Regions from separate parts of the Mus musculus genome. Here region 1 is linked to region 2. A link is a contact called in ENCODE Hi-C or POLR2A ChIA-PET data. All regions are on one chromosome and are shown on one strand. Each heading gives the region's core, a stretch centred on a gene start or an enhancer-like site at or near the end of the contact. The rest is flanking DNA. Distances are from core to core; before and after follow the strand shown. Region 1 holds the start of Sobp (sine oculis binding protein). Region 2 overlaps Sobp (sine oculis binding protein).

Region 1 (2,700 bases), core at 19-2,518, 52 kb after region 2:
CGAACAATGGGCAGGCGGCAGCGGAGGCCGCCCCTCAGACAGCTGGCTTTCAGCCGGGCTTGCCGGGTCTGCTAACTGGAAAGTGAGGCGTGCAGAGGCGAGCGGGAGACCCGGGGCAGAAGCAGAGAGGAGCGGCCGGGGACGGCGAGGCGAGCCCGCTGGCTGCAGCGTCCCTGACCCGCGCCGCTCCGGCCCAAGCCTCCGCCACTGACAGCTACACCGCCGCAGCCGGCGAGTTGGAGCAAAGCGGGATCACCGAGCCTGGGGATGGACCGGGAAGAGGGGTGGAATCCAGGTATCCCGGGTGCCCCGGTCCGGCAGCTCTTAACTTTGGAGGGGTCCGGAGATTCATTTCCGAAAAAGGGAGAAATACTACACCGACCATCAGGAAAGCCACTGCACCATGCTCACTCGCCACTGGGGTTCAGTGCCCTCGCCCGGCAACATCTGTACCAGTCTAGGGTTTGTGAGGTTAAATAGTATCCCCCCCCCCTCGCCCCCATCAAATCTGAGGTTGGCAGACTTCGGAGATGCAGCCCATGAGTTGGCCTCGGTTTTGCACCTGGAGGGGGAGCTGAGGCGTCCCAGGGACCCAGCAGAAACTGACAAGCGCGCCCCTGTCCCCCCCCCCCCCCCCCGCAGCCTACACAACAGCCCGAAGGGAGCGGACGGAATAAAGAGCTCGGTCTCCCCGGCCTCCGAGTCCGAAAATACCTTCATCTCCTCGTTGATCTCCCTCTTCACAGGGTGAGCGGGTTTCCGGCTTCTTTTATTTTCCGGAGGTCTCCCTTCTTTCTCCATTTCTGCCATGTTTTTGTGTCTGGTTTCTGTGGAGATGAAATGGCTGCTGCCGCCGCCGGCGGTGGTGGTGGTGGCGGTGGCGGTGGCGGAGGTGGAGGTGGTGCTGATGGTGGCAACGCTGGCGGAGGTAGCGGTGCTAGCGGGTCCGGGGCTGGGGGTGGGGGTGGAACAGGCGAGGGAGGAGCGGGGTCTCTTCTAGCGGCGGAGACCGTCAGTGGCCGTCACGGGGAAGGGTAGCCCGGGGAGTCTCGGGGATGCCGCCGCCGCCGCTCCTACCGTCGCCGCCGCCGCTCCTGCTGCCGCCGCTGCCGGTGCCGCCGCCGCCGCTCCCGCTCCCGCCGCCGCCGGGCTGCATCCTCGGGGCCCGAAGGAGTCGTCAGCCATCTTCCTGAGCTCTGTCTGTCCGCATGGGCGAGAGGAGCGCCGGCCACGGCGGAGACAGCTGCTCTGGGCGTGCGTGCGTGGATCTGTGTGTGCGCCCGGGAGAGCGCGCCAGCCCCGGCGCCCAGCGCCTCCCGCGAGCCGAGCCGCGGGCGGAGGGAGGGACTGAGCGGGGAGGGGTCCGAGGGAGGGGAGGCTGGGGGTGGGGGGGACAAGGCCAGCCCCCCGCTCGCGAGCGGGCGTGGCTTCCCGGTCGTTGTAGACGCGGATGCTGCGCGGCTCCGGGGGCTGCTGGCGGCCGCCTGCTCCTGGGCGGCGGGCACCGGCCCTACTCGGAGCCGCCACCTCCCCGCGACGACCCCTCCTGCTCCCGAGCTCCGTGACGTGGGCTCCGGTGGGCTCAGAGTTGGCTTCTGAGGATGACCTAGAGGCCGCTGAGGCAAAACATAGCGGGGTGAAGGGTGGAGGTGGAGCGCTGAAAGGGCGCAGGGACCTGAAGGCAGAGCGAGAACTCGGCTCCGGGGTTGCAGCGCCCGGGAGCGGAGGGAAACACAGACCGGACCCACCGCTCAGGCACCAGTGTCCTGCTCCGAAGACTACGGCAGGCTGTGTGGAGGCTGAATGTCGCTTAGAGGGGTCTCCAGCACAGCGCGCCGTCAGACTGTTTGCCAGGAAGCTTTTGCCTTCCTGAGAAGGACTTCGAAGTAGGACAACTCAGCCTCCAGCTCCCTGATTTTCTTTCTCTTTCTGTCTCCCTTCCCCCTCTGCCCCAAACGCAAGCTTATGCTCTGTTACAAAGTAGCATCTTTACCCGGTGACCCGGCTTGCACCCTCACCGTGCCCTGTGCTTAATGGGAAGGGTTGGGCTTAGTGGGTACTGTTGTGCGCTCAGGATCCCTCCCCCCAGAAGCCCCACGCCCTCGCCACGCACGACAGGACCCTCTCCTCTCCATCAGGTTCCACACTCTTCCACCAGACTCGCATCTGCTGGTTCCAAAGCCCAGCTCATCCTCCATGCGCTCACGTGTTTCCTCTTGGGCCGCCTCTGTCCACGCCCTGGACCAAGGTCGGCTGCGCCTGTCCCTGTCTTTTGGGTTGAGGTATCAGCGTGAACCGTTTGATGAGGCTCCAGAGACAACACACAGCTCTGAAAATCTCCTACACACACTGCAAAGGAACGACACCTAGACGTTCCCAGTTCAGCTTTCCCGCGCCGCTCCACTTTGTAATTACCTGACACAATGTGATATGGGGGTGTCCATTGTTCCCCGGCTTGTTATTACGGAGTGTTCATTATGACAGTGGTGGAATTTAAAATTACACATTTTTAAGTCCTTAAGAGATAGAATGAATTCGGTGTGGGGGTATGAGTAAGCTTTTCATTAAAATCTCAGTTCGGCCTATCAAGTGGGGTTCATTCTGAGTGTTGCCTTGCCTAATTTGCATTTTAGCATGGTTTTGTCTCTTTAAGCATAGAATTACAGATATCTGGGAGCGTACTCTGCAGGGCTGAACAAC
Region 2 (2,700 bases), core at 66-2,565:
TTTTTTTTGAGCAGGCAAACTCAGGGAGTGCAGCCATGCTGAGTGCAGGTTAGGAGGAGAGAAACCCCTCAAAAGGACTCCTCAGATCATTTGTTCAGTTCTCGTTCTTCAAATAAACCAAGCACTATTAGTACCAAGGCAGGAATCCCGGCATGTGACTGGATCAATTAGGCGAATATACAGCACAAATAAATAGATCCCTTCCTGATCGTTCGTTTCCTGAACTGCCCACTGCCCAAACAGACAGACTACGAATTCCAAATGTGCACATTTATCTCCATGCAGCAGAAGTCACTGGGACACAATGTGGCTGATGAAATCTGACACTGTGGTTAATGTTAAAAGGGAGTGTGCCTCCTGGACGGATTGGATAATTACTGGCAGCTCAGATGAGAAAGACTTGATTCAAGTGACTAGCATTAGCTAGCACCAGAAGGAGAGCCAGAGATCTACTGTGTCTGGAATTAGCATTCCCATGTATGTGGCAACAATCCTGTATGCTGATCAGCAGGAAACTAGTGTCAGATTTATCAAAAATCCCCACTCTGCTCACACTCGCTGAGAACACGGAGTCTTGAAGCTCTGTAGAGTCTTGATCAGCTCCTCACACTTAACTGAAATACTCGGTGGTATTTAGAAGTTGGAATTCATTCTGGGTAACAGGTTAGGATTCTTTGTTTCCCCTCACAAGCTCCAAAGCCCATTAGAAAACGGAAGTGTTTGCTAAGTCCTTCTTTTCAGGATATACTCACCTGTCCATTCTGATTGCACGCACGTCTCCCTTACACATACAATTCTCACACAGTTTTCAAGGATTCAGATCAATATAAGGATCTGTGCGTGTCCCCGAGGCCTGTGGTGGCATTCCTAGGGCACTGTGTCCCACCTGCTTGCAGAACTTCTGTCCTGGATCTCCCTCTGGCTTTCCACAGAAACCTGTGCTTTAAGTTTTCCCCGCAACTTCACTTCATTCCACCTGCCAGAGCTTCCGGCTTTCTTCCCACTCACAGAGTGTTTCAGGGACTAGCACACTCCTCTCCCCCATTATTGCTCTCAGAGACTCCCAGTTATGGCAGCTCACTACAATTCCATTCCATATTTTAAAATGTGAGAGTACAGGAAAACTGTTGGCTTAGTTGTTTTTCTCCCAGAGCTTCCTGAGGACGTCCCTGTTTGCTGTGTCCAAAGGGAACTTAGACCTCAGCCTACAAAGTGAAGGCCTGGAGAGAGGACTACCCTATATGCTAAGCAGTTGGAAGGTTTTTCTAAGACTGAGCAGCCAAGGCCAAGTGCAGGCCAAATGCAGACAATCAGATCTTGCAAGCTTCCCTATGCCCAATAAAAGCCAGGGAAATCCAGTAGAACAACCCTGGCTCCTGGCCTCATTTACTTGCAAGCCAGTGTGCAAACATCAAGCAGAATCAAGTCTTTGGCCAGAGACTGAGGCAGTTAGAGGACATTAACTGCAAGTAATTTCTTAATGCCCTTCTCAAAGCTTTGTGAATGACAGCCATTTTGCAATAAAACATTGCACGTGTCTAAAGAGTAAAAACTGGACACGTTAACCAGTATATTAGCAGAGATTTTGCTACACATTTCTTCTACACTACTGGGTTTCATAATTAAGTCTAAAACCAGGAAATCTTTTCAGGCTATGCTTAGGTTTAATTTGAAAAACCAAAACAGCAACAACAACAACAAAATTACACTCTATGTATAAATAAAATATAACGACAAAAACTGTGATGATGTATGCTAATTAGTGATGGGTTCCCTCTAAAAGACACCTCTAATAAAACACTGGGATGCATCCAGGCTATAGTTTGACAGTCAAATCAATGCTTATTGAACAATAGTCCCCACGCAGAGTGTCTGTTACGACGGCAGCTATTGGGAAACCTCAATGACATCGCTCACAAGCATCTCCATCTCTAGCATCTATGATCTTCACTGTGCGTCATGATGGTGCACTGGGAGCTACAACATCTGCTGAAGAAGAATCTATTCCTGCCTCAATCCATGGGAAGTAGAAGGAGGAGGCAAAGTTGGATGCTCTTAGGAACCTGTATTTATTACTTTTCAATGTCATTCGGAACACCACAAACTTGAGGTTTGAACAAGGAAAGGAAGCAGTCATCCTTGCCTTACATTGGCCATTTTCCTTCGGTTTTGATTTCCTGGCTCCTTTTGGAATACTAGTTTAGACAACAGGATATTTATTTCTCACACACACACACAAAAAGACAAAATAAATGCCATTCAAGAGTACTATTTGTAGTCTTGTTAAGATCTTTTTTTAAGAGGGATAATAAAAAGAACATTTTAAGCACTCTGCCATTTTACAAAGTAGAATTGATATTAAAAGGTTGAACTCGGGCTAGAGAGTTGGCTCAGTGGCTGTTTTTCCAAAGGACCTGGTTCAATTCTGAGCACCCACATGGCAACTCAGAACTATCTGTAACTTCAGGCCTGAAAGTCATACAGGCAGGCCAAACAGGCATTCACATACAACAAACATAAAATAAAAATAAAGCACGTTAAACTCTGTTTCTGCATCTACTGCAAAAGCAGCCAGGCGGCTTTATAACCTCTGACTCCTTCCTTATGACTCTCTAGGGTAAAGGCACTCTCACGTCCTATTCTCTGTGGCCTCAGGAGCACTTTGAGAAGTTGTCCCTGTCTGGAACCCCACAGAAGAGG

What was found. A loop is a pair of places that touch in the nucleus more often than their neighbours do. ChIA-PET counts read pairs that join two places held with the same protein, here RNA polymerase II (POLR2A).
Region 1: a loop to region 2 is called in a map of left cerebral cortex, with 2.4 times the contacts of the local background. The contact joins the promoter of Sobp here to the enhancer-like site in region 2. A Hi-C loop is called at or near these places in 3 of 37 maps with a recorded cell type or tissue (all left cerebral cortex). POLR2A ChIA-PET finds 5 or more read pairs at or near these places in 1 of 5 experiments (embryonic stem cell).

Annotation. Positions count from the first base shown.
Region 1 is chr10:43,173,262-43,175,961 of GRCm38, forward strand. It overlaps Sobp (sine oculis binding protein), which reads right to left and starts at 1,269. Exons shown (of 7, transcript NM_175407.3): 1 at 715-1,269. The coding sequence starts at 810. 9030612E09Rik (RIKEN cDNA 9030612E09 gene) reads left to right here and starts at 1,438. Exons shown (of 1, transcript NR_102361.1): 1 at 1,438-2,700.
Region 2 is chr10:43,120,919-43,123,618 of GRCm38, forward strand. All of the region lies in intron 4 of Sobp (sine oculis binding protein), which reads right to left. Among named protein-coding and RNA genes, the nearest start is that of Gm51799, 42 kb to the right of the region's middle. Within about 2 kb of position 1,316, at least 1 of the 3 ENCODE cell types and tissues checked has a DNase peak (open chromatin) inside an H3K27ac peak, as active enhancers do; it is left cerebral cortex, where a contact is called at or near this core.